Linked DNA regions of Homo sapiens: region 2 is linked to region 1. The links are chromatin contacts, found by Hi-C or POLR2A ChIA-PET in ENCODE. All regions are on one chromosome and are shown on one strand. Each heading gives the region's core, a stretch centred on a gene start or an enhancer-like site at or near the end of the contact. The rest is flanking DNA. Distances are from core to core; before and after follow the strand shown.

Evidence for each region. A loop is a pair of places that touch in the nucleus more often than their neighbours do. ChIA-PET counts read pairs that join two places held with the same protein, here RNA polymerase II (POLR2A). Pooled maps may share reads with other maps.
Region 2: a map of GM12878 shows a loop between it and region 1 (7-fold over the local background). The contact joins two enhancer-like sites. A Hi-C loop is called at or near these places in 35 of 168 maps with a recorded cell type or tissue (B cell, Caco-2, GM12878 and 19 more), 37 of 37 single-sample maps with no recorded cell type and 35 of 50 pooled maps. POLR2A ChIA-PET finds 5 or more read pairs at or near these places in 19 of 52 experiments (A673, B cell, CD4-positive, alpha-beta T cell and 15 more).

The regions. Positions count from the first base shown.
Region 1 is chr11:128,295,525-128,301,878 of GRCh38, forward strand. LOC124902786 (a long non-coding RNA gene) reads left to right here. Exons shown (of 2, transcript XR_007062945.1): 2 at 1-625. Among named protein-coding and RNA genes, the nearest start is that of LINC02098, 90 kb to the left of the region's middle. Within about 2 kb of position 3,912, at least 8 of the 41 ENCODE cell types and tissues checked have a DNase peak (open chromatin) inside an H3K27ac peak, as active enhancers do; they include CD4-positive, alpha-beta T cell and GM12878, where a contact is called at or near this core.
Region 2 is chr11:128,550,658-128,557,011 of GRCh38, forward strand. ETS1 (ETS proto-oncogene 1, transcription factor) reads right to left here. Exons shown (of 10, transcript NM_001143820.2): 3 at 5,634-5,778. Among named protein-coding and RNA genes, the nearest start is that of ETS1-AS1, 28 kb to the left of the region's middle. RefSeq lists enhancers at 352-893, 1,775-1,844, 1,957-2,046, 2,257-2,516, 2,527-2,636 and a cis regulatory region at 2,248-2,748. Within about 2 kb of position 2,479, at least 12 of the 41 ENCODE cell types and tissues checked have a DNase peak (open chromatin) inside an H3K27ac peak, as active enhancers do; they include CD4-positive, alpha-beta T cell and GM12878, where a contact is called at or near this core.

The DNA of each region.
Region 1 (6,354 bases), core at 2,662-5,161:
ATAAAAAACAGAAAAGAAGGAGGCAAAAGAGGAGCCAGTGACCAAAGGCAAGCTTCACTTATTTATCCTGGGTCTGCCCAGGAATCTAGCATCAGACAGTAAGAGCCAACATGGAGACAAGTCAGGCCAGTGACCTCAGAGGCACGCGGCCACTAGAAAGAAGCCCCCGATGGCATGAAGCTTTGTTCTCTGACATAACCTATGCATCTAGCACTGTGCCTGCCTACAGGAGGTGCTCAGTTACTAGGAAATTAACAAAACTGCCTTGCAGATCTTTCCTGGCTGAAGATGAGGAGTGAGGGAAGAGAAAGAAGACAACTAAATTAGGCCCTCAGCTCCTATTTCCAGAACAGTTCTGAGAGTGTCTGTTTCAGAGTTTGAGTTTCCACAACTGCCTTTGTTAACAGGAGGGATCTATAAAAAACCAATGGTCTGGACCAGGGGCTCCCACTCTGAAAGTCTGTGACTACCAGGGGCAGTGGAGTTCTTTCACGATTCGCCTAATGTTGTTGTCTTAGAAATAATACCACTTATACAAAATACAAAACCAGCAGGACTATTTCCCAAATAAATGTAAATGAGACTGGAATTAATAAAGGTAAATTCATTTTTTAAAATTACAAAATACATAAAATCCTTTTGCTATTAAGTGTCAATGAGCCATCATGAGTATAAAAACTATAGTATGTTTTATGACTGTATTGATATTTGGAAGGGATTTCCCTGTTCATAATGTTTGGAAACCACTGCTCTGGACCTGTCCCCTAATTTCATAGATAACATCTTATAAACTTCTTCCAGAGGGGAAGAAGGATGTGGCCAAAGCCACTCAGCCTTCTGGTAGCAGAGCTGGGTATCAAATTCAGGTCATCTCTGTCTTTTTCTTTACATCACATTTCCTGAGGTGGCATTTTCTAATACCTTGATCCAAAAGGACCACTCAGTTCAACTCAATTTATTTCCCAACTGGTGATGTTGGTAGCCTAAATGGTGTGCCAGGCACTGCATCCTCTAAGTGTATTATTGTCACCACCCTTACATCACCTCAGTGAGGCAAGTCCTATTATCATTCCCATTTTAAATGTTAAAAAAAAAAATGGGGACTCAAAGAGTTAGACAGTTTTTACCAGGCCACATGATCAGCAAAGTGCAAAGCAAAGCTCAAATTCTCTGACTCCAAAGCCCAGGCTCTCATGCACTTTACTGCACACGACTTAAGGAACACATTTATAACAAACACTGGTGTCCATTGAAATAAAATTTAAGGGCATTAAAGGCAGCCCTCGGCAGTGTCAGCGATGACCCCACAATGACTGCTGTGGGCAAGGAGTGGCAGGAGGCAAGAGGTCCCAAGAAATGCCCCTAGAGAGGCCGTTTCTCAAGTGGAGAATGTGGACCCCAAGACCAGAACCACCTGAGTGTTTCCTGAGAATATCATATCTTAGATTTCATCCAGAGCAGTTCAAACAAGATCTCATGAGTGGATCTGGAGTATCTGCAGTTACTACAAAAACCCCAGCTGCCTTTGAGCTCACCGTAGTTTGAGAATGAGAGGGCTGAGAGACCCCAGGCAGGGTGTCAGTGTGAGGAGATGAAGGAGCAAGAAAGTAAAAGTCAACAGCAGGCCCAGCTCCAGCTGCAGAGGAGCCTAGTTGAGCCTCAGACACACGCTTGATGCTTCACATAGGGCCATTCCCCACAGCCTGGCTTTCTGCAGAGGGAGGAGGGGTGCCTTTCATGGTTCTGGGTGTGCAGAAGGTTTGCGTGTGTTTGTTTAGAACAAAGCCTATACTTAACTGGCACAAGTGAAACAGATTTTATAAATAGATGTGAGCATGAATGGTTTTTATGATTAGCTTGTTTTTAATCACCATGCTTGACCGGTGTCTGTGTTCAACTAAGTAAATATTTCTATGGTGATAGTATACACAATACAATGGCCATTATTTAATGTTAATACAAGTACCATATGGGAGGTCTTATCATGCGAGAGCCCCAAAGCATAATAAAAGCAGATAGGAATAGATAGGCAAGGGTGGGCCTTGCTGTACAGCTGGCTTGATAAAACATCTGCTCTTACAAATGTTGGCCATGCAAGTATTTATGCAAGATGGTTCTCCTGGGGGATTTTGGGGACAAGATCAGAAAGCCATGGATTCTGCGTTTTCTCTGTTACTCATTTGGTGACCTTGGATAAGTCTCTATACTAATTGTTTAAACATTTGTGCTTTAATTTCTCAATTCTTAGGTCTTTGCCTGCCCTCCAGAGACTAATGAAGATTAATTAACACCTGGCAGAATCCTTGAGTTATATTTTTAGAACAAAGAAACAGGGAAGGGTGGTGCTGAAATAATGCCTCATTATTTTAACATATAAAAGGGAGACAATCCAGTACATTTTTCACTTACAACTGGAAATTTGAGAAAACTTGAAGCTTCCTGAGATTAGTAAAGCAGCCTTGTCATGAACAAAGCCTCTTAGGAAATGTACTAGGTTGCAAACCTCGCCAGATGACTTTTCACTCAGTAGGAACAACTAAGATGATAAAGGGCATGAAACTAGAATGATTGTCTCCTGAAAAAGGGCAAATGGGAAGGTTAGAGCTTTTAGTGTCGTGGAAAGGGACATTTGCCTGTTCACAAAGGCGTTACTCCTCTGATTTGCCTTTCATTTTTTAACTTGATGATACTACAATGTTTAGTGCAATCCAGTGCTCCTAGCCTGTTTATGTATTATCTGGCATCATCTTCAGCACTAGCTATGAATAGATAAGAGTGTTCCATTCTACGCCTTAGTCTTTTGCATCTATATGTTCTAATGAAAAGTATCAACAAGAACTTTTCATATTTGTTTTACACTTCCTGTCTGTAATATGCATTTGCATTCATGATGTCATTATAGGAGATGGGTACTATGACCACCCACAATTTAAAACTGAAATGACCTCCAAGAGGCGATTTATCTAAGTGCAGGGTTTAGTTGGTGTAGAACTGGAGCTCAGACCCAAGACCTGTGCTCTCTGAGTGCAATGATTAAGGAGACTCTGCTTATTTGTGAATTAGAAACTGGAATTTGGCCCCAGGAAGAGGAGCTCTCCTGGGTGGTCAGGCTTACTATGGGGAACTCTCAATTAGATTTGAGGGTGTGGGCTAGTGCATGTTTTCCTTCTGGAAGTGAGGGCCTCTCGCAAGCACCCCATCATCTCCCTGACCACTCTGGCAAATTAACAGAGTGTTAATTTGTTTCATTTACTATCAGGGTGCAAGTTAGACGTAGGTGAGAAGAGACAGTGCCTGACAAATGCTTAAGGAAAGAGATGTGAATTCCCAGCTGTGTTTTCTAAGGTAATAAGATTCTTTCCAGTTGATTTACTACAGTGACCATAAATCTAGAAACAATATGTTCTTAAATATATTTGGAATGGCCACTGGGGAATGGCTGGTTAGCGTAGTACATGGCATGTGGGCTGAGAAGGGAATTATACATATCTAGGTGGGTAGATGACTAGGTTAACCAACTGTTCTGCCTCATTCCCCGGCTTAAATGTACTAGTGAAAACTGAGAGAAGGGCAGGGAGGTGTCCACGTTCCAGGCAACATCATGGTCCAGTCCCTGTTCTGAAGACGTGTGCCTCATGCTTAGTCCAGAGCCTGCAGTCAAGAAAATCACCCTGTCTGACCCAAGGAAACAGCTCAGCCTGGTCAGAAACAGGCACTCCTTTAAGTGGCTGTGAGAATCATGTGTGCTTGTGTATTCACATGCTTGTGGCTCATTTAGTCCCAGAAGGAAAGAGGGGGTGGCAACGCAGGTTATTAACAGGATAGGCTGAACAGCAGGACCGGTCTGTGGCTGATTTCTGCTCTTCTCTGCCTTCTTGACCCAACCTCCATGCATGTTTCTTATTATGCTGTGGATTTGTTTTGCACTGATGGGTGGGAAAAGACCGGTGAAGCAATAATCGTGTAAGTGAAAGCAATGACTCTCTGGTGTCCTCTACAAATTTCCCACAGTCTTTGCTAAGGCCTCAGGGCCCTTCAGGGTTTAGAATTACAGCTTTCAGTAAATCTCCTTAGACTCACACTCACATGTGCTGTAGTGAGACAGCACCAAATCTGTCCTGACAATTCTTCACAAAGCCAGAACCAGGCCCTCTGTCCAAACACTGATCGGTGATGAGGAGTAACTGTGACAATAGCAGCTACCATTTAGTGTGCAGGGAGTGCATGGCAGGCCCTATTCTAACCCCTTAAATGGATTCACCGATTTAACCCTCACAACAGTTTTTGGTAGTAAGTGCCATCATTATCCACCTTTGACAAATGAGGAAACTGAAGCACAGAGAGAGGTGAAAGACTTGCCAAAGCTAGTTATCAGAAGAACCAGCACTCAGGCCTGGACAGTCAGATCTTAACCTATAAGCACCACCACTTTTCAGGGACCCAAGAATGAAAAAAGGACAAGAGTTTGGAGTTATTTCACTTCAACCTTAATATCACCAATTAAGGAAATGAAACATTCATTGAATAAGAACAAGAATGTTTTCCTTTACCAATGGAGACATTTTAAAGTAAGAATTGCACTTAGTTTCTGTCCCAATAGGGTTGCCAGCCATAAGTTTATGGTGTGGTTATCATATTTCAAAAGATTTTAGTGGAAAGATCTATGGGAAAACTGTTGAGTGGAGAAATCAGCTGTGTTTTGCCTATCAAGATGACACTACTGACCCAATGCAAGTTAGGCTTCTATGCTAAGTAATTTTTCTAGTTGTGTTGACAAGTTGTCTTGAACCATCCAAGCCTCATCTTTTCTTCCCTGTTGATTAGTTGGGGATGAGAGACAGATGATCTTGGTCTTTGGAGAAGTGTTTTATTTTCTTGTATTCAAAACTAAATAACCCAAATGAGGCAGCTTTGCCCTCACTAATTTTGTGTTTGTACCCACTGAACCATCCTCTTGCTTTCATAGGAATGAAGGAAAAGAACAATTTTGTGATGGTAGCTGGAAGCCTCCCAGGTATGGAACTTGAGCAAAATGCTTCTAGGAAGCATTTGGAGAAAGATAACAGCAGGTAAAATGCCAGTTAGAGGGTCCACTTATAAAGAAGAAGTCACAATTTTGATGTTTTCACCCAGCTTTTCTGTGGTCTCTTTTTAAAAAAATAAAAATACATACTTTTGATAACTTACTTTCTCTTAAGTGATAAAGTTCATGTAACTCTTGATGAGGTAAAATATATCCTAGGATAATATTATTCTAACCTGATTCTAAATCGTATGTTTTTTAAAAAAAATGTTGTAGTGTTAGTCAACTTTGGAGATCTAATCAATATAGACAGCTCTGAGGAGTAGATCACTTCCCCTACATTTTTCTTATTTTTTTTAAGAGCAAGTGTTCTTAAACTATTAGGAAGGTGTGTGTCATGTCATTTTTCATCTGTAGCCACATTTCCTTTGAAATTAAAAGGAGATAAAAGTCCCATCTGTATACTGCTAGCAGAAAAAAATTGCCATGAACTTTCCCCAAAGACATTATGAAAAGCCTTAACAACAAGCATACGTGAGAAAACAGCACACAAAAACCTTGGAGTCAACCTAAATGTCCATTAATACATAATATGTATATAAATAAATACAATAAAATAATATATAGCTGTGAAAAATAGAGAATAGTTAAATAACATAGAAACATGGCCATACTGCACTGTTGAGTGAAATAGCAACTTGCAAAGCAACAATATGTTAGCCCAGTTTATAAAAACAAAAATACATGTGTGTATATTTGTGTGATATGTGTTGTGATACGTGTAGAGAAGGACAAACTCAAAAGATTCATACAAAGCATACCAAGACAGTTTTTTCTTGGTTGTAAGACTGTATGATTTTCAGGCTCTTTTTTGTTTTGCATTAAATTTTGACTATAAAATGTAAAATAAATCCTTGAAAATCAATATTTTAAATTTTATTTCGCAGTACTTGCACTTCACTGTAATTCTTGGTGTTGCTATAAAGCTGGTTATATTTACTACTATAATTGATTCTCAACATTCTGTCCCATATTCAATTCTATGTAATGATTCTTATTCTGACCAGGCCTTTTAATAAAGATGGTTGCCATCTGGCCAGTTGTATCATTTAAGTTTTATCTTCTGCTGCTGATCATCATTAAGCTTTAAAAACCAATACTTTCATTAATATTTATACTTTTTTAAATTTTTTCAAGGTACAATAAATCATTAATTAGCCCATCTTCACGGTATGTTTTCCCATTTCCTGGGCTATGTGATTTCAGTCTAGCTGCAGTGTCTTCAAACTGCACCTCCTAAAAGCAACAGAATGATTCAACTGAACAACTAT
Region 2 (6,354 bases), core at 1,229-3,728, 250 kb after region 1:
ACCTCGGCCTTCTGTGAAAGGCTGGAACCTCAGGTAGGGTTACAGCTTGCTCCTCCCAAACAGCACAGCCATCCAGGCAGAATCCAAAAAGGTCCATGTTTCCCCATCTCCCTTAATGTTTGGACTTTATTTAAAGACAGGAGTTTAATTCCCTAGTCTTGTCCTAGAAAATAGTTGGGCATTAGCATAGACAGTTCCTCACTGAGCTAGAAAATTGAAAGAATAAAATAAAATAAAGAGACTGGAGTGGCCCAGTTGTGTTTCTAATTCACTTTGCCTGGACTCCCTGTAAGTCTTCTCTAAGAAGAACCGTCCAGCCTTTTCTCAGGGACAGCATTAGTCCAATATTGTAATCGTCCAATGTTACAACATCCCTAAAGCACACACACTCTCAGGACCGTTCTGTTCTGAAGAACAAAGAACCTGACACACACCCTTTAGAAAAGAAAAGCACACCCTGAATGAGGAAAGAAGAGAGGGGTGCAGCAGATGATAGTCTGAAACACCATTCTGTAAAACCACAGACCTGCCATAAGAATAAACATTTCAGAGCAAGGTGAGTCTCCATTTAACAAGTCTCTCTGGCACTCCCTCAGCGCTCTCAACACTTAAAAGCCAAATTGGAGGCATCTGTGCTTCCTGCTGAGACATCCCACCTGGTTGTGGATAGCCCTTTCCAAACACTGGCCCAGGTTTGATCTCTCCCAGCCGCTAGGCCATATGAGAAAGCCCCAGGAGGGACTATGAACTCGGAATCTCAGCGTATCTCCCACTTGAACTTCCAAAGTTTATTTGGGAAAGACATTCTTTAGTTCCACCATTTTGTTAGTAAATTTGTTTTAGAGATTTTAGTGAGATCCAAAGCCACACATTAATACTGCCAAACTTTATGTCATAAATAAGTGTAATATTTCACATGGAAACCATTTGCTCTAGCATGTAAATGTACACCCACACACACACTTGCATAGAAGTTGTTTTAAAGGAGAACTGAGGCTTCCCCTTTTCCATGTATTTTCTCAGTATCCCGGGCATGGCACTGGTCACCAAACGTGTTCAACCAATCAGTGGGTCACTCTCTGACTCAATGAAACCCAGTTTGGACTCCCAAAATGCACTTTGGGTCAATGAGTCATAATAGCAAATATTCATATCAGGCTTGCTAAGTGACGGCACTGTTTTATGCTTTACACATACTAACTTAGTGGTTCTCAAAGTGTGATCTCTAGACCAGCAGCATCAGCAGCACCTGAGAACTTGTTAGAAATGCAAATTTTTGAGCCTTAGCCTAGAATCACTGAATCAGAAACCCTGGGGGTAGAACTCCATAACCAGTGTCTTAACAAACCCTAAAGTGATTCTCATGTACCCTGGGAGTTTCTGCTTCGATAAGTCTGGGGTACGGCTCGAGATTTTGCATTTCTAACAAGTTCTCAGATGATAGTGATGCTGCTGGTCTGGGGACCATGCTTGGAGAATCATTGGTATAGATCCGGAAACTGGGTTACAAGATTAAGTTGTCTAAGGTCACACAGTTATAACGGAAGAGCTGATGCAAACACAAGCAACCTGGGTCCAGCGTCTGGGTTCTTTCCTACTACACTAAATAGATGTCCTTTCTCATGAAGAATGGGAAGTGGCAGATAGGCTGTGAATGTGGTTGAGTGAAGGTTTTACTGTGTTCAGTGACCAAAGACATAGCAAACTGCATTCTACAAGAAAAAGTATTGTCTTGTTTCTCAAATCAATCAAAGACCATGGTAATAAGACTATAGGTTCCTCCTCATGAAGGTAAGTTGTGTTTCCTATGTTCTCTAGCTCCAGGCTGCTTCCCAGCTCTAAGCAAGTATTTTGCAAAAGTGTACTTTGCTCACAACATCACATCCATAAGTTTGGCTGATTTCAGACAAATCCATCCTTGAAATGAAAAATAATTTGATACTATAACACTTTGGAAGAGTGCTAAGTAAGCATCGTATTTTCTGATATGAACTATGACCATTCATGAGCATCATAAGGGTGAAGTTGAAATCAAATATGGACCGCTGGCATTGATGGGATGGACGAGGTCTTGTGTCCTGTGTGCTCAGCTGGGTCTCTGATGTCGGTTTTGGAAAACAGGCAGTGTCTGACTTCAGCTAGGTCTAGGCACCACTCTGAGGCTCGCTACCGTTACCCTGTGTATCCAACAGGACTGTGGGTAGGAACCAGTCATGACAGTTAATGACGGTAAAACGTCAGTGAGCTCTTAGAGACAGGAGCAAGAAACTGAAACGTAAAAATGATTCTTGTTATGGTGGTTGGAGAGAAAGGGCTGAGGTTGAGGGACAGAATAGAGGAAGGGAGCAGAGAGGAGGCAGGGTCAGTGGCTCCACTCCAGTCAGACTATAAACAGCAACAGACATTTCAGCCGTGTCTTGTGTAAGAGGCTCCATTGATTCACAAGGTTCCCTAACAGAAGGATGACGAGAAGCTGAGACAGAAAGGGCCCATTCATTCATGCAGAACACCAGCACTCAGCCCCATTGGCTCTCGCTAATGGCTCCAGGCTGATAGGGAGGAGGGGGAAGAGGCGGACGGTAGGAGGAGGTAGAAATGAAAGAAAATGATGACTACAAGATTGTTGTGAAGAAATGTACAGCTGCACAGGCAATTGCATGCAAATGTGGCTTCCCTTTTTAGCTGTATAGCTAATGTCCTCAGATTCATCTATTTTTCTCTTTCATGTTATCTTCCCCTCCTGTTCTTGCCTTGTCTTTTTCTGGGCTCCCCACTTTTTTTCCCTTTCCCATTCATCTTTCATCTTCCTTTCCCATTATTCCCTACCATGCTACTAATATCCACCTTTATTTTCTGTCCATTTTCACACATCTCTTCTTTCTTCCACCATACCCGCTTTATCATCTATTTTGTCCAATCGATTCCCGACAGACCTTGGCGCTTTAGTATTCTCTCCCACTCACCTGATAAGTCTTTCCCTCATTCATACTTTCTCTCTGCTTGATTCTCTCTTCCCCTTCCCTCCACACTCCCGCCACCCTCCTCCTCCTCCTCCTCAGCCTCTGCCCCTTCGTGAATAGGAACAACATTCTGAAAAGGCTTGCTCATTCCTTGATGGCCCCTCCTGTCAGTGTTCTCTGCACTGACAGATGTGTAGTCCTTGGAAAAGAAGTTCATTCATCCCTTCTGAGAGCATGAACGTGAAGGGGGAGCAGTGGTGGGCAGTAGCCATGAGACGGAGGACGGGAAGGAAACTGAAGTTATAAATAGGATAAAAGAAGATGAAAAAAATGTCGAGTATTTTTTCTCTTTCTTTATATTCAACACATCTCCAAGGAAATGTACCACAGCTGGAGAAATCACTGGTTGGTCTATGTCTTCATCTCCCTTCCCTATAACCCCACAATCCCCGTCCAAACAACACCCATCGCTGAGGAGAGCTGGACCACAGCCCAGAAATAATCCCTCCAACTCCTTCGTCTGGGAAGCTCAAAAGTTAAAGGAGGGGCTAGAAAGGCTCAGGGTTCTTGCCAAACATTTCCATCAGAGGGAGTATAGGACAGTGGGAACTACAACCATCACATTTGTGAAGAGATTGCCCCCAACTGGTAGAGGCCACACCCCGATGGAAGCTGTGTACCATCTCTGAGCTGCAGTTGATGGCAACCCAGGTCATTCTAGGAATGGTTATTATATGCCCCAATCTTCTCAACCTACCAAAAGCTGGGGTGACCCCAGCTTCCTTCTTGCAACTATAAACTATGAGAAGAAGATGATATTACCCTGCTATAAGTCCTTGCATTTTAAAGCTGTTCTTCATATGCTTCCCAGACACTGTCTCATAGGCCATGAAATAAAAACATCTTTACCTTTGAGAAACTTGACAAAGAGCAGCATGAAAAATCATCTCCACTTGGGAGTTTATGTACTTCAGTTTAAGGAAAAGGAAGGCCATGTCTCTTTGCTATGAAGAAGAGACATTCTGATCTTCAGGCTATGAGCAAATGGAGAAGGCCTCAGATGTTAATAAGATGTAACTTGTAGCAAGCAGAGACCATCGAGAGCTGCAAGTGTTAAAGCAAGGCAGCTTTAATCTCAGTTGCATTGGGAGATATAAGACTTAAGCCTTGTGGCATTAATAGGATTCAAGAATTATACAAATATAAATACAGCCATTTTGACCTTTTGCTTATACAAACAAAACCTATTTTGTTTAGAATTTTAAAGGATCACTTTTCTCATGTCCTCAAATTTTTAGTCCTTAAGTCTGACGTGTGAGCAGGTACAAAATCCTCCTGGCTCCCTTGTGAAATGGATAGGTAGCTGAGACATTTGTATTTATGCTTAGAAGAACTGAGATACCAAGCAGAAAGTGACAGCATAAATATTATTATGTCTACAATCCAGGACAGTGCCAAAGAATACCTCAAAGATCAATGGCTATTGAGTCAAGGGAACATGGGACACAGGAATCTATTTCATTCTGCCCTGGAGAGAAACCAGGCAAATGGAAAGCTACTCCCCATGCCTCCTCACCCACCATACACACAGCCCATGGAGTGCCACAGCATCTTGCCCTGCGTCTGTTTATTCCTGATGAGCAATAAAGCATGGGCAACAAAGCAAACATTTATTTTACTTCTCCACTGTTATTTAAGTAATTGACCAAAGAATGTTGTGGGGTAAAATAACACTGAACCAAAAAGTAGCCTTCAAGTTAGTGACTCCCCCTGCCATGCCCTGCCCAGGTCTTTCCCCAGAATTACATTTTCCCAACATGTAAGAGTAATGACATTTTTATGCTAAGAATTCATCCTGGGAGAAAACACAGATTTTGACTAGCTATTTGGTATTCAAATATGTTATCATAACATGGTCTCATGTGAAAGTGAACTTAATATCTGAATTGATCATTTCAAAATTCCCAAATTCAAATTTAATGGTTTTTGTTTAAAAACAAAACAAAACAAACAAAAAAAAAACACTAGCTGGTAAACCAAGAACTAGTGGAATTTGTGAGAAACAGAGTGTCTCCTGAAAACAGCATGGAGATGAGGACTTCAGATTCCTGAGGTCCCTGGGAATGCAGATCCATTGATTTGAGAGTTCTCTGGAGGAGACTCCCACTCACCAGAGGGCAGCACTGCCACCAGCAAGTGGAAGGAGAGAAGGGAGAGAGAGACAGAGGAAAAAGAATTGGGATCCAGGTGGGCATGGACAGAGAGGCCAGGAACAATGGAAACAGATGATCATCGAAAGAAAGCATGTTCTCTAAGAAGGCCGAGCAATTCACACACCTCTGTTTATCCAGCTCAGACTCTGTGACTGCAAAACTTCTAGGCTCTCTGACAACAGCCAAAACGGGTGTCAGGAAATGCAGGATAGGCAAAACTATTTGCAAGGTGAAGACCTAAAGCAACCTTTCTTGGGCCCATTCCTAGAGTTTAGACTTCCTGTCGGGGAATAAAGTAACCCAAAATTTATGGAGAAGGCCCGGGACTTTCCATTCAAGAACAATAGCATCTGTACCCGCATAAGCCATGGCAGCTGTTATTTGAAAGAATGCAGCCCTCATCACATTTCCATTGTCCTTCAACTCTATCCTCATTCCCAGCTTTTGTTTATGTTCCTACCTGAGACACAGTGTTCAAGACCAGTAGGAACTTCCTGAGTTGCCATCTCATCCCAAAAGGGGTAGCAAGGTCTTTGCTGGTGATAATTGGACTGGAAACCACAGTTCATTCGAGGATCTTCATAAGTGTTGCTAGGTCCTTGCCTCTGTGCAAGAAAAAATAGAAGAAAATATATTAGGAGGAAAATCTCTGTTGTTTAGCCCTAAAGAACTATGACTTCATATTATCCAATCACATGTAAGTAAGAATCATCTATAGATGATGACAGAACAGAGCCAACTCTTGTTTTCTTCCCTTATCCCCCCACATAAAGACGCAGGGAACGAGAAGAATTTCTGACTCAGACTATGTATGAATTTATCTTCCTCCATTTCTTCAAGTGTTTAAGGACTACCTTTTCTGGCCTTCAAATAAGAACCCATGGTTAACAGCAGGGCCGAATGCTGACCATCTTGAATTTATACACTCCTGGCTTATTTTTAATGGTACCTTACTCTGTAAAAACGTCATGAAAGGATATTCTTACAAGGCTTACTCCACAATCATACAACAAGTAAATGATACATGCCAAAGGAAAAAAAAATGGACCTATGTAATAAAATTCACCTCATTTTTTGGTTAATCAGTGTGTATAGGCTTTAAATACATTGGTTGCTAGGCAGAAATTGTCCATTTGCCCCAATTTTCGAAGACTTGTGCCACACTCTTAGTAATTTTATGA